Regions from separate parts of the Homo sapiens genome. Here region 2 is linked to region 1. Evidence: chromatin loops called from intact Hi-C (ENCODE). Cell type or tissue: ascending aorta. All regions are shown on one strand. Region 1 overlaps DOCK10 (dedicator of cytokinesis 10). Region 2 overlaps DOCK10 (dedicator of cytokinesis 10).

Evidence for each region. Peaks named below come from ENCODE experiments on the same cell type or tissue, not always from the same donor. Only the 100,000 strongest peaks of a DNase experiment are listed, where the experiment ranks them.
Region 2: it touches region 1 in a loop (4-fold over the local background); 9 of 110 quality-filtered maps call a loop at or near these places.

Annotation. Positions count from the first base shown.
Region 1 is chr2:224,980,451-224,988,450 of GRCh38, reverse strand. The region is part of intron 1 of DOCK10 (dedicator of cytokinesis 10); the gene reads left to right. Among named protein-coding and RNA genes, the nearest start is that of MIR4439, 26 kb to the left of the region's middle. In ascending aorta, no CTCF peak of the experiment used is centred here; DNase peaks (open chromatin) are centred at 4,870 and 6,032; H3K4me3 peaks cover 4,171 bases; H3K27ac peaks cover 3,665 bases.
Region 2 is chr2:224,907,015-224,915,014 of GRCh38, reverse strand. The region is part of intron 3 of DOCK10 (dedicator of cytokinesis 10); the gene reads left to right. Among named protein-coding and RNA genes, the nearest start is that of MIR4439, 100 kb to the left of the region's middle. In ascending aorta, no CTCF peak of the experiment used is centred here; DNase peaks (open chromatin) are centred at 2,792 and 4,864; H3K4me3 peaks cover 1,471 bases; H3K27ac peaks cover 6,352 bases.

The DNA of each region.
Region 1 (8,000 bases):
ATTCATTAGCACTGTGCCTGGCACATGGCGAGTGCTATAAGGGCTTGCTTTCTTAGGGGTATCATCATCATGATTATTATTCATTGAGCATGTACTCCAAGGTGGGTGCTGGATATATAGCAAACAAGGTAAGCACAATCCTGTGTCTTACAGAGAGGGAAGACAATTTAAAATCTAAATCAATCAGGATGTAATTACAGGGGTGTGTTAGAAAGGAAACCTACAGGGTACCGTGATAAGGACTGAGGTTCAGGGCTGTGAAGCAATGCCCGTTAGGGGAGGCTTTTCCAGGGCAGTATCACCTTTAAGCTGATCCTGGAAGCTGAGAGGGAAGAGACCAAGCCTCTGTTATCACCCTAGCAGAGGCAGCATCACGCTTGTTCACTGAATAATTATGGGCCAGGCTCTATGTTGGTCTTTGCAGTTAATCTCTTCCCACCAATATCCTGAAAGTGTAAAGGATGATCTCCATTTTACCGCAGATACTATTGAGGCTTAGAGAGGTTAGGTGACTCGTATGAGTCAGGCTGACTCTGAAGCTCGCTGTGAGCTTTTCTACTGTGCTCTGCTGGCCACCTCTTCCACCAGGCTGTCATTTGGACAAGCATCAAATTAGACTTGAACCAGGATGCTCAGTCCATATTGACTGTAGGTTCTGTCAGTCTCACTGTAAATTAACCCAAACTAAGAGAGGTCTACTTAGTTTGGGGAGCTAGAATACTCTGCCTTCTGGCCCTGGGATCAGGGAGAGAAGGAACATTTGAATCCTCTCCTTCACTTGGTCAGACTGACCTGTGGACAAGCTGTTAGGTTGACTGGTGCACCAACTGCAGTCTTCATTTCCAGATATGTAAGCCAGTCTGGCAGGCCAACTAGATATACACCCCATCCCCACTGGCCAAAGCCAAAATAGTGAGGGGTTCCACTGAGGTGCTGACACCTATGCTAGGTATTCTGGAAGTATTTGCCCTTCTTGGGGTATTTGGTGACAGGTGCTCTAGTGTTTTATCTGTGCTGAGAACAGGGTCCAAGGGCAGTTATCCAGTTACTTTCTCACATTCAGCCCCTACTTTCTAGAGCTTGGAGCCCCTTTTGGGCCCTGTTGTGAGCAATGGCTGCCATCTGCTGTATCCTCTTGCTGTGCCTGTAAATTGTTCCTAAATACTTCATTTTTAGTTATTAATCAATGTGATCAAATTCACTTTTCATTCTTCAGAGATGCTCAAAAATTCTCTTTGCTGAAAAAGTTTCCCACCTTTTCTCATTTTGTTGTAATCAATATATTGCCTTTATACTGCTTTGTTGTCATTTCACTTGGATTTGGGGAAAGAGATAGCTAAAAAAATGTACTCCACGCACCACCTTGAGCTAGAAGTCAGGGCCTCCAGACTCCAAATGCGGAAACCATGTTCTGCTGGCCAGAGGGCAGGCAGGTGCAGCAAAAAGATACTTCAAAGGTGACTCCTGAACATTTGTGTTTTGGAAGCAGGGAGGAAGGCGGGGGTTAATTCAACCTGGGGGAATTAAGAGCCTTTCTCCGAGGAGGTGATGATTCCCTTGAGGCTTCACTGTTAGAATATGGTTTTCCCAGGCAAGGTCCTTGTATTGGCCTGCTAGGGTACTAGGGCTGCTCTAGCAAAACACCACAGACTAGGTGGTTTAAACAATAGAAACTCATCTTCTCACAGCTTTAGAGGCTGGAAGTTGAAGATCAAGGTGCTCTTAGGGTTGTTTTCTGGTGAAGACTCTCTTCCTATCTTGCAAATAGCACCTTCTCACTGTGGCTTCATATGGCCTTTCCCTTGTGCACACATGAAGACAGAGAGAGAGAGAGAGAGAGCTGGTGTTTATTCCTCTTCTTATAAGGACATTAGTTCTAGAGGATGAAGGCCCCACCCTTATGACCTCATGAAACCTTATTACTTTCTTAGAAGCTCTATCTCAAAACAGAGTCACATTGGCGCTCAGGGTTCCAACATATGAATTTTGGGGGGACATAATTCTACCCTTAAACTCTTAGCCTTTCCATAAATTTATCTTTATAAATAAGTTCTGATCATGACCTTATTAGGATCCTGAAATGGACCCACCAGAAACTCACAGTGTGTGAAGCAATGAAACCAAGCTGCATAGCATCAGGGATATCCAAAAAGCCCTTGAGGCTGATTTTGTTAGGCTTCATTTCTCAATTTTTTATTTCTCAAATATTTTATCTAAGCTCATCTTTGTTTTTACAAGACAAGCATCTGTTAGCAGCAGTAGTTTTCCGTGTACTTGATGCCTTATAGAGGATAGCAGAAAACCTCTCCCCATCCAAGGTCAGCATTATGTGTCAGAAGACTCAGATGCACCAGGTCTTTTGGGGAGGAGAAGAATGTGGGCTTCACCTCCATCATGCCAAAGCACAGTCCAATTTGACACGGTCAAAACAGACGTAGGTATTTTGCAATAGATTAGATATATAGATTTAGACACACGGCTCTTACATAATTTAACAAAGCTGGGAAGGTCCAACACTTTCAATGGACATTATTTATTTAAATTAAATGTGTATTTCCTTGCCCATTGTAAAAAGGTCTTTGGACATATTATCCCAGTGGTGGATATATCAACATGTACAGCCAAATCATTCTTAGGCCAAAAGATTTTAGAAAAGTGCTCTGAAAACTAAATTCATTAGTCAAGATTTGTTGAAGAAGGATGGGCAGTCTACAGCTGGGTAGGTGGACCCCTGAGGCAGAGTCCAGTATCCTCCTAGGATTCAGTACGATTTTGGTGGTTTTTGTTAGTCCCTTCATTCGTTTTTCTCTTTTTTTTTTTCCTCCTTAACCTCCTTTTACTCTCTTGAAATGCCTTACTTTTTCTTCCTACATGTCTTTCTCCCTGGTCAATAAGATGTTAAAAACATCTCCCTCCATCCTTCCTTCCATTTCCTATGAGCATTAAGGCTACTACAGTCTACACAACACGGCTATCTCTGCTTTGAAACAAGAACATTTTTTATTGTACACAAATTTAAGATTTCATAAGTGCTGAATAAATTTTTATATATGAAATAACATACAATAATATGATATAATATAATATATAATTAATGACCCAGGATGAAATCTAGCTTCCAACACTTCTTTGGAAAATTTAGCCTTACGAATTGTTAGTGACATTATTTCCTAATCTAAGACAATTACTTTAAAAATCTTGTTTCTAGCATTTTAGGTTTAATAAATACCTTATTGAATCATAAGATAAGACCCTACTAGGGGAAGAAGGCAGACAAGAGAGTGAACAAGAATCTCCAAAGGTCATTTATTAGTAAGGCCGTGCACATTTGATGTTTGGAGGCCAAATTAATGATTCATCTTATTAATAGTTCAAATAAAAATAGCAGACACCTGCTGAAGAGTTTATACCTAATCTTAAAATATTTCCTGCTTATCAAAAATTAGCCAGGTGTGGTGGTGCACACCTATAGTCCTAGCCACTCAGGAGGCTGAGGCACGAGAATCACTTGAACCTGGGAGGCCGAGGTTGCAGTGAGCCAAGATCCTGCCACTGTACTCCAGCCTGGGCGATAGAGCGAAACTCAACCTCAAAAAAAAAAAAAAAAAAAGTTTCCTGTGTGTCATATGACAGAAACATGGCCTCTGGGTAGGTTTCTGTGTCTCCCACAACCCAACCCAATCTCTAGCTTAATTTGCTATGTAAAACATAGAGCTCAGAACCCAAACCCTTTCTTGCAACTTTCCTACATGTTTGGAATCTTTCATGAGAAAATGTTGGAGAACATACTCAACTCTTCTTTCCTGCGTTTCATCTTTTTTATTTCTTGTCCACTGGATAATGGTTGTGTGTATTGAATTCCAAAGAAACTAATCCTTGGACATTCCTTTAGCTTGATAACAGAGGCTAACAGAGAGAGGAGACAGAATGAGAGAGAGAATATTCAGAGCCTGTCAGCAGCCCGTCAATAATAGGGGTGAATTCCTCAGAGGCAGAGGGGATCGATAAAGGCGGGACTGTAATAGCTAGAAAGCATCTCATTTGTCTCCCTAAAGACTTTGGCATCTGCCAAAACATCTGATTCCAAAAGCCACCGCAGAGGTCAGCCAGATTTAGAGAGAGATGGTTAGAGAGGAGTTTAGGATGTGAAGTGCATCGTGCCTGCCAAGCCCATGGTGGATAGCGGAGGGATCTGTCTTCTCTCTCCAGTTTCTAACTGGGGCTGGTTTACTATTTAAGCGTTTCCAGCTAGCAGCTTGCTGCCTGCAAACTACGCAGCCATGAGCAGATGATCACAACCTACGGAAGTGATTGGAGAGAGATATGTCCTGGGGGATGGGAGTAAGTGGGTGGGGGTGGGCACTGCCATACAGGGAGCCCAGAGGAACTGTCCTATTTGAAAAGACACATTCACAAACAGAGGAGCCCACTCTGCCCTTTGTCTCAAGTGGACACCATTAGATATAGATATTCAATACACACAAGCCAGACAGGCTAAGTCGTAGCCTCTCTTCAGTAAATGCCCTAGTTGTTTAGAGTAAAAATGGTTTAGATTAGCACCCGGGCAGTCTGACAAATGTCCAGAGGGAGTTAGGGGACTTGCCAGCATCATTAGCATTTTTTTTCTTCTTTTTCCAGCAGCACTAAAATATGTTTGCTCAAAACAGAGGGAGATGAAAAACTACTGGCAGCCAGTACTTCTTAAAAGAAAAAGAAGCATGTTTTACTTCTCTGGGGTGAACATACCAATTAAAACGATGCTGTGTTGTGACAGATTACTGAGCAATTAATGCCTGTTTGAGCATCATGCTAGATGCTTCCGCGAAAGCAACCTCACTGAGGCTGGGGCGGCCACACGTTACAGCAAAACAATCCTTCCTCAAACTTCCTGCAGCACCCTTCACGCCGAGGAGCCCAGAAACCACAGAAAACATTTTTTTTTCTTTGAATCTCCAAGAGTTACACTGGAAGAATTAGCTTGGCAGAAAGATCTCAAGATTGAATTCTATTGGGGATTTCATACTTTCCTCATTTGTAAGCAAAATCTATTTTCCATGAGATATTTTTAGCGCAAGCAGCTCCAGCTGCCCTATTCCCTTTCACTATACCATTAGATGTTGAGGCCATTCCAGAAAGGACACGTGATTTCTAAGCATCTCTCTTTGGTTCTTTCCTAAGTGACTAGTCTCGCAGGAGTCAGGGAATACCAGACTCTTAACTACCAAAGACCTCAAAGTCCTTCCCAGAGCCTTGAATTCTTATTGATAGGATGTTAAAATGCTTTACAGCTGCTTTTTCTAAGAGGTCAGCTTGGCGGAGCTTGCTCAGTGACCTCAGTAATAGAGATATTTTCAGCCCTGCAAGCCGCGTATGTAAATATAAAATTGTATTAGGCTGCAGAACTGCATGTGTGGGAACAGAACAACCATACTATTGAGAGGAAATCACAGGGGAACACTGGTGTCTCTCACTCAGGGCTGGTTAATGCGTGCATACTTTGGTTAAATCATCTTGATCTAGTGAACTCTATGTTTCAGATAAGCCAGTTTCATTTCTGGAACTTATGAGCTATGAAAAGTAAAACCTCAATCACTTAGTGAGATGTCCAGCAAAATTTCCTTCAGGAAGTGTTTACGTTTATAAAAAAAAAAATCATTTTCACTCCTTACATGATACCTCAGGAAAAATTGTGAGTGTAAAGTCAGGTTTTCAGTTGTGTGATTTGAAAAAGTAATTTATTTGTGTGTCTGAATGGGAAAGACATATTTATTCAGACCTCTGAAAGGAGAATCGAAGAGCTTCATTGTAATGAACAGGAAACATGCTCTCGATGTGAATTGAGAAATACTTTCTGAGCGCAGTGCTCTAATATTCCTGAGTGTGTTCAGTTTCCGTGGATCAAATCTTTCCCATCTCTGCATCCAAGCTATTTGGCCATGATCAGATGATCAGAGCTCAAGGAAGTGATTGGAGAGTGAGCCGGCTGCAGCTGCAGTGTAGGCTGTTTTCAGGGACAAGGAGCCACTGTTTTGCAAACATAGCATCAACATAGAAGTTATTTTGTAGGCTCCAGGATGCAGCGATGGGCTGCACTGCCAGCATTGTTCTGCTTCAAGCTTTTCGTTCTGTGGTCCAGAGGAGCTGTCCACACATTTGTAGACGACGCCAAGAGGAACCATCCCACGAAATTTTGCCTCTGGAAAGTGACGATGAAATGAATAGACCCAGAACCCTCATCATAATGGTATGGTATCCGTGGTAAAGCAGCCTCAGTGGATTGAACTGTTATTATAGAGAGGTTACAATTTAGGGGTTTTGGTGTTTAGCGTTAGATAAAGGCATGTGTGACCTAGAGTTTACTACTCTGAAGTACTGTTTGGGGAAAATCTTTCGGAACTATTTCTATCATTCAAAGAGCATATTTTCTTCTTCTTGTATCTGTCATGAAACTGTACAGCTTCTCGGTCTACCAGAAATTCTCTTCTGCCTCATGGTTTGCATGTTGTTATTACCTTTTGTGCAGAAAATAAGAGAAAAATTTGGAGTTTGGTTTAAGTGAGTGGATTTTATTTTATAACTATAATTTGAAAGAAGAGCCCAAAATGGGCGTTTTTTAAAAATCACATGTAACCATTGAAGTTGTATAGATGCTGATAGTTGGATCTTTAACTTCAGGATATTTGGGGCTTTTCTTTCTGACTCTGCAAAGGAAATGCCTTTCCAGAATGCCTAACTTAGGCACAATATTAGAATAAAGAATTAAGAATTTTGTAGAATGCATAGTGTTTTCATTAGAAAGCTTTTTCTTGCCACTTGTCAAATTACATTTTTGTCTGTGCTTTAATTGTAATAAACAATGTTTTCCTTTTTTGTGCATCTGTTTGATCAGCAAGAATAAATTTGAGGGTAGAGTTCTTTCTTTCTTTAAGTTTAAAAAGAGATCTGCTTAGTCACTAAAATTAGAATAGATGGTATGGTAAAGTTTCCAAAATTGAGGAGACATTGAAGTCTAGGTGGCTTCAGCATAATCGACTTTTTTCTCTTAGATTTCAATGTTGAGATATCAAGGATGTAGTAAATAATGAATGAAAAATACCTGTTACTCTAAAAGTTCTTAAATGAAAGTCATTTGGCTTGGGCTATGCCTCTGAGTGACAGAATACTAAACTATAACATTACTTGCCTACTTCTTCAACAAATCAATATTTTATTTTCAAAAAGCAATATTATTCTTGAACTAGGGGGCTGTGATTATTTCTAAAAGGAAACAGTAAATAGGAATAATTTCATGTTTATTATTCCCATAAGTTTTCACAAATTAAATTTTAAAGGATTTGAAATAGGTTCAAATGTCAAAGAAATCTTTGTTTTCCAAGTTTAACTCTTGTTAATAACATTAACACACTCTTTAACTATGTGTAGTGCTCATGCTATACCAGTAAGTCTTATTTTTCTAATTTTGTTAGTCTATAAAATTTCACAGCTAGAAATTTGCAAAAAAAAACCTTATACCTCAAAATAACTGAGAAATTTTTAAAAACTATTCACCTAGTCATATTTTTCCAAGGATCCTTTTGATTTATATAATACCTTTATTGATATTAAATAAGGTGATAAGAATATACTAATGAGGAAAATAAAGGCTCAGAAAGGTTGAATATCTTAACATTACACAGCTGCTAAATACCAGTTCCCCGAATCACACTTAGAGCAATGATTCCAAAAGCCAGTGTATTTTCCAGTCTGTTCACACTTCTAAGGAAATAATGATAACCGATAAACTGAATTTATGTAAGAAGTCTGATGGAAATCTTGGACTACTCTGAGTAAAATGTGCTCATACAAAGTCATTGTGCATCTTGAAAATTTCTTCTGGGCCACTCCAAAATTCACACACTCGCTAATGGTTTATTGCCAGCCCACTATGGTCCAAGCACTGGTTCAGGCACTTGGAATCCGCCAATGAACAAACCCATCAAAAGTCCCTACCCCAAGTTGCA
Region 2 (8,000 bases), 73 kb after region 1:
GTGGAATTTTAAAACTCCATTTCTTTTTCTTACTGTTAATTACTTAATGAATTAATTCTTACTGTTAATTACTGATATTTTTCAAAAGCTGTTGATTTCCTAATATGAATAACTAGCTTGCTAAACTCTTATCCTAATAGTTCGTATTTAATTTCTTAGGTGTGTAGGCGTAAACAAGTAAAATTTTCTTCTTTTCTAATAAGTATATTGTTTCTTTGATTTTTATCTTATTCTATTATTTTATATCCCTAAAACAATATTGAATAATAATGCTAATACCAGGCAATATGTCTTTTTCTTGAATTTAGGGGGAGACCTTAGTATTCTTTCATCCTTTATGAAAGATGGTGTTTTATGTTCGTTTCTGGCGTTTCTTTATTGTGTTTTAAAAGGTGTCTCTCTATGAAATTTTAGAGTGTTTATAAAGACTGGCTGCCCTGTTATCACATGCATATGCGTCCTATTAATACAACAGCTTTTCTGTTTTAGTTAGCACTGTAATAAAATCAATGGGCTTTTGTCCTGTGGATCCCTACTTGTATTTCTGGTATAAACTTTCTACTTCAAGTTGTATTATTACCTTAATACCGAGTTGCCTTCTAATTGTTTTTACTTTATTTCAAATTTTGGAGTTTATATTATGAGTGAAATTTGGCTCTTGTTTTCTTTTTTCCTTTCCTTAGAGAGATGCTAGCTTTAAAAAATAAATTGGGGCACTCTACATCTTTTTCTGTGTTCTGGAATGAACAAATAAACCAGTGAAACAAAAAATACCTAAAACAAATTTAAGTGCATAGTATTATTTAAGAAATAGTAAAGATGGCACTTCAAAGTCTCTGGGGAAGAGTGGCCAATTCAACAAATACTACTCAACTATCCATTTTGGAAGAAAATAAAGTTGTGTCCATATCTCATATTACATACAAAAATAAATTCCAGATGAAAAAAAGAATCTAAGTTTTAAAAACAAAGGTTATAGGCCGGGTGAGGTGGCTCATGCCTGTAATCCCAGCACTTTGGGAGGCCAAGGCAGGCGGATCACGAGGTCAGGAGATCGAGACCATCTGGCTAACATGGTGAAACCCCGTCTCTACTAAAAATACAAAAAAAAACCAAAAAATTAGCCAGACGTGGTGGCGGGTGCCTGTAGTCCCAACTACTCAGCAGGGGGAGGCCAGAGAATGGTGTGAACCTGGGAGGCGGAGCTTGCAGTGATCTGAGATTGTGCCACTGCACTCCAGCCTGGGCAACAGAGGGAGACTCTGTCTCAAATAAATAAATAAATAAATAAATAAACAGACAAACAAACAAAATAAAAACAAAGGTTATAAAAATGTAGGAAAACATTTTTAAGTGGGAAGTTAGGGAAAACTGACAGATTTAACCAAATAAAAAATTAAAATTTGTATATGACAAATGTACAGTACCATACACAGAGTCAAAATAAAATATTTAATCAGAGAAATCATTTGTAACTCATTATGTCTTTTGCTGAACACACACACTCACACACACTCACATATAAATACATACATTCCTAGTATTCAAAATCCTACAAATTAATTTTTAAAAAGACAAATAACCGGAGAAAATATGAGCAAAAGATATGGCCAGGCTGCTTAAAAGAAGAAATGCAGTAGGCTAAGAGACATACAAGGTTGCTCAGCCTCACTAGTAGTCATGGAAATAGAAATTAAAAGAATAATTTTAGGGAAGAAAAAATTTAAGATAAATACCATTTAGCAATAATAACAATATAGTGAAAGAAACACGATCACATGATGTTTGAAATACTCACATCTGTAACTTTTGAAATGTAATTCATAAGACATATATGCTGCATTGGAAATTTTGAATTATCAATTAATAAGGGTGAGGCTAAAATTTTTTCACATTTATATTTTGTAATAATATAAAACAAATAAAAAATTATATCTATTTAAATAGCTTAGTTTTGATGCCCATGATTTTTTTTTCTTTCTTTTTTGGAGATGGAGTCTTTCCTCTGTCACCCAGGCTGGAGAGCACTGGCACGATCTCTGCTCACTGCAACCCCCACCTCCTGGGCTCAAGCGATTTTCCTGCTTTAGCCTCCCAAGTAGTTGGGATTGCAGGCGCCCACCACCATGCCTGGCTAACTTTTGTATTTTTAGTAGAGATGGGGTTTCACCATGTTGGCCACACTGGTCTCAAACTCCTGACCTCAAGTGATCCACCCACCTCAGCCTCCCAAAGTGCTGGGATTACAGGCGTGAGCCACCATGCCCGGCCTGATGCCCATAATATATTGTTAGGAGAAAAAAGCAAGTCACAGAATTGTAGTATGATATCACGAAAGATATAAAACCTATACATATATACACAAATATGTTTATATAAGGCTAGGAAAAGTATAAAAGAATGCACACATCAAACTCATAACATTGGCTACCTCACAAGTTTGGGACTCTAGTGGGAGGGGAGAGATTGATTTTCAACTTATATAATTCTCTTCTGTTGTGCTATTACACATAAATTTTGTAATTTAAAAGCTATTTTGGAAAAAATTAGTTAGAATATATTTTTAGTAGAGATGGGGGCAGCTGGGCATGGTGGCTCACTCCTGTAATCCCAGCACCTTGGGAAGCCGAGGCGGGTGGATCACCTGAGCTCAGGAGTTTGAGACCAGCCTGACCAACATGGTGAAACCCTGTCTCTACTAAAAATACAAAATTACCCGGGAGTAGTGGCACATGCGTGTAATCCCAGCTATTTGGGATGCTGAGGCAGGAGAATCACTTGAACCTAGAAGGCGGAGGTTGCAGTGATCTGAGATCGCGTCATTCCAGCCTGGGCAACAAGAGCAAAACTCCACTCAAAAAAAAAAAAAAATGTATTTTTAAATGCTGCCAGAATTGGAAGCAACTGAAGCCTGTTGCCTAAACTTGTCTGCAAAAGTTAAAAATCCAACATAATTCTTCAAGTCATTAGATAAATACCTAAAAGACTACTTCAGATTCTTTATTATTATTATTATTGTTTTAGTTTGCTGATGAAAATGGCATGTGGAGCACTCAAAATCTCATGCGTGTCTTGCTTTAGGATTCCATCTGTTGGGCTTGTCTTTCTGTCATAGAAGTCAATTACATTCAGCAAACATAGTCCATTATCAGTTGTTTTTAATCCAACTACAACGGATTTATAAATGTTTCTATCGTTTTAGGAACTTTTCATTTCATGGTCCTTTTGCTCTCTTTGGGGGTGTATACGGCATTTGTATATTTCCAGCTTTCAGCAGTTTCCAATTGCTCTCACATGAACAAATGTTCCTAGCTTGTGGCTCTGAGTCTCTAGAACCCAAGGCTTTCAGAGCCTTGGATTTGGCTGCCAGCCTCCTTCAGCTCCTGCCTATTAACACTGCCTCATTTTATTGCCAGGCATGCTTTCAAGATAGGGGCCAGTTAGCCTGAACTCTAAATTCTGGGACCATTCAGAACCTTCACCCCCAATCTCTAGATCCAACCAAGTTTCAAGTGTAGCTACTTTTCCAGGGGAAAGATAGCATGAAAAGCAGATAAGTGGATCCATACAACACAAGAGACTTCAAAGGACTATTCTAGGGTTCCCAGAGGCCTTCAGTTTTGCTTGTGCTTCAAGAGCTTCTACCTCACAACTTCAAATGTCCAGATAGATCTTTTCATCTATCCGTAGTTCTCTGAGAATGTCACCTTCAGCTGAGGACAAGTTGACAACAAAATTTGCCTTTATTTTATTATTGCTCCTTGGGGGAAATTTCTCACCTTCACTTTTGTTCCCACCTTAATTCCCTTTCAACTGCTTGTAGACTTCTTTTCTCTCTTGTACCTCAGCGTCTTACTTCTCTAAGAACTGCTCCAAGGAGAAACCAAGTAGAGTGCCTTTCGCCCTAGATCCCAAATATATGCTAAACTTTTATGTTGCAAAGCTCAGGACAGAACATTCAACTCTCTTGGGCAACATGAATGAATCTTCTTATCATATTTTTTCTCAACTGTATGGATCTAAAATAGAAAAAAAAAAGGGAGAGAGAAAGGAGGAAGACTGGGACAAAACTACCTTATTCCCTGCTAATTTTTCTGTGTCACTAGTACTGAAAACCCTGCAAAAACTCCCATAGTAGTCCTTGATTTTAAGGATAAAGATAAAGTGAAACCTGTGCTTCATAGGATGGGAAGAAGATAAGCCCTGCTTACAAATATCCCGTGATGATAATGGAACATGAATAGTCAGGCCTGGAGACAGCAGATAAGAAGAAAGAGGTCACCAAAGAGCTGAGCTAAGACTGGGAAATGGTCCCAGAGAATTACACTGCAAAAAGTCTTGACCCCAATTGCTAATAGCAGCTAACCTTTATTGACTGCTTACTTTGTGCCAGATACACTTCTAAGCCCTTTACTTGTAGCAATTACAAACATATGTTTGTTATTATCATCATTATCACCTTTTAATAACAAGGAAACTATGTCATAGAAATATTAAGAAACTTGCCCAGCCAGCATTAGACAACCAGGAATAGACAGATCCAACATCTGGACACATGCCACCAGCTCCGTCCCTGGGCTCCTAACTGCGATGCTAACTGCCAATAGGGTGTTTTGCTATAAAATTGCTATGTTCCTCTGGAAAGAAAACTTCTCTGAGTCTTCACCCTCACAGCCCCACTGTGGTTTCTGCTCAGGTGACTCTGATGCATACAGTCAGTGGGCCACACTTTCAGGAACATTGGCTGGATTTTTGAAACTAGATTATGCTAGCACTGAAATGAATTCATTGACGTTTGTAGAGCTTTGTAGAAACACTTGCTTGACCTACCACAAGTGTATTAAGCAACGTTATTGGTCCACCCTGTGCTACATTGCCCTGCGGCTCACTGTGGGGTGGCAAGGGCAAATACCATGGTTGCTAGGCAACAGATTGGCAAGAATCTAGTTTCAACACATCCAGCTCAGTAAAAAATTTGAGTTTTCTCTCACTGCTCTCTACTTTGACAATTCTCAGCTTCTCATGAAAGGCATTAGGCATTCTTTTCTTTTTTTTAATCTTCAATGACATCATATTTTAATGGAAGTTCACTAAAATGAACAGCTTCTTCCTTTTCTGTTTTATCTGTTATTAATTCTCCTCCCTATCTCTTAAATGTAAAATTAAACATTCCCCACACAAAAGCATAGGCTTATTTCACATCCATTAAAACACTGCATGTTAACATCAAGCTCTAGTTGAGTACACAGTTGCTTATACATTGTGTGTATGTGAAAACTTTTGAGAACTCTGTGAAATAGGTATTACTACCTCATTTTGCAGCCTAGAAAACAGGCTCTGAGTGAATAATGAACTCGCCCAAGTTCACACAGAGCCAGAATTAAGGCTTTGCTATCTTTGACATAATATTCCATGTTCTTACACATTTTATTGTCTCTGATCCTTTGATAAGTTCCTTTATACCACATGCTCACTAGCCTGACTGGATGAGGGTACTTCCACTCCTCACAAGGGAACGTATCCTTCATTTTGGCAAACTATTAACTTTTCTGCCTTAGTTTTTCCATCTTTAAATAGGGATATGAAAAATCCTAATGCTGTGATTCTGAAAATAAATATAGCAATAGTATGAAAACACTTGGAAAACAACTACTGGAGAGCATTGTCTTTATCTGAATCTGCTTAAGTGGCTTAAAATGAACATCCATAACCATAAAAAATATCTAAACACTTCCGTGATAAAACAAGCACCACTCCCACAAGGGGTTTGAGGAGGAGAGGGGGGCAATTAAAGTGATCTAGAAATAGGATGCAAACTTCCTAAGCAAAACTTCTATAACGAAGCTTTTATTTTAATATACACAAAGGGATCATATAAAGTTGGAAGAAAGCTCAGCATACTAATTAAAACCAAGCTCTTGGTTCAGTCTCTCTTAACAAAAGGAGATGAGGGAGCAAAGAATTGAGAACAATACAGTGGCTCAAGAGGGAACAAAGGTCTAGGGACCACTTCAGCTGAATGGCTGAGAGAAATACTGACAAAGTACTAAGGTAGCAAGTTACTCTGACAACAAAGCCCTCTCTGATTTCTGAAAACCAATGCTGCTGCGGGAGTAGAATAATGATAAGTGAGGAGACTTCATCCAAGTCTCATTTTGATCATGGCATAAAACTCTTGGGGACTTAGGAGGTATGATAACATTGAAAGAACAGAAGCAGGCTGGGTGCAATGGCTTATACCAGTAATCCCAGCACTTTGGGAAGCCAAGGCAAGAGGATCACTTGATCTCAGGAGTTCAAGACCAGCTTGGGCCATATAGTGAGACTCTATCTCTAAAAAAAACTTTTTAATTAGCTGGGCATGATGGTGTGCACCTGCAGTCCCAAATACTCAGGAGGCCGATGCAGGAGGATGGCTTGAGCTCAGGAATTTGAGACTGCATGACTGAGCCATGCGTATGCCACTGAGCTTCAGCCTGGGCAACAGAGTGAGACTCTGTCCGTAGAAAAATAAAAAAGAATAAAAGCAAATACTTATCTCTACAGCCACATCTACACATGTACACACACACACACACACACACACACACACACACACAAACGATGATGATTATGTACTGTCTTCATCCAAATAGTACTAGGCTACCGGGGCAAGGAAAAGTTCAGATTTTAAGCAAGGGGTTCAAACCAGAAATGAATTCTGGAAAGGAAAAAACAAAAATGAAAACAGGACCCAAGACTAAATGGTAAATACAAATATGATTTAAGGCGAAGTAAATGTTGTTGAAATCTCTAGCTGTCCATAAAAAATACACACACACACACACACATACACACACACACACACAACTCATTTAAATCAGGGCAGAAGCCAACTTTATGTAGGCACAGAACGTTCGGCAAGAGGCTAGGTCTGCACGATGTTCCTAAGTGTCTCACACACATAGAAACATACACACACACACACACACATTCAGAGTCTTTAATTAGCTAATATCCATCAAGACTGTCTTAGAAGGGGATATGAAATGAAACATTTCTAAAATGTATTTGACCATGTAGAAATTCTGTCCATTTTTCTCCAAGTATCTTTAAGAAACACCTTTGAGAAATGCTAATGTAAATGTGATCCAAGGAGATCACCAGAAACTAGAGGCACAATGTAGTTCAAGTAAAACAGAAATCAACAATTGGGTGAACCGGCATGTGCATTTCATTCAGGCTGATTCTAATGCAGAAAAAGAAAATATTAAACCCTCCAGGAGATCAGATAAATTAGTTGTTTTCTTTTCATGGCCAAACCTCTATTCTTTTTTTTTTTTTTTTTGAGGTGGAGTCTCGCTCTGTCGCCCAGGTTGGAGTGCAGTGGCGCAATCTCAGCTCTCTGCAAGCTCCGCCTCCCTGGTTCACACCATTCTCCTGCCTCAGCCTCCTGAGTAGCTGGGACTACAGGGGCCCGCCACCACACCCGGCTAATTTTTTTGTATTTTTAGTAGAGACAGGGTTTCACCATGTTAGCCAGGATGGTCTTGATCTCCTGACCTCGTGATCTGCCCGCCTCAGCCTCCCAAAGTGCTGAGATTACAGGCGTGAGCCACCGCGCCTGGCCCTCTATTCTTAATTCTTACTGTTAGCATCGAAAATGTCTACCTGTGTTCAGGGAGGTCATGCAATTCTAAGACACAATTCGGCACAAGCCCCAGTGATGGTAGTTCTATGTACTTACCCTCATACAGCAAATTATAAGTATAAATAATGTTACTCTCAGAGTTTGAAGTAATTAACAATGATCATAAATGTCAGTGTAATACTCTTTTAGCCCTTAAATTTCTCCCTTCATTCCCCTACCTAATTATCAGATTAGCCTTTCTCTTGTCCTAGGGGCAACTGTGAATCCGGTGGCATAAACGAGGTATATAAGACTCTGCTAATTGCAATTCAGTTAGGTGGAGCTAATTATCTTTACAAAGAGTGAAATTTACATAGAAATTTCTTGTCCC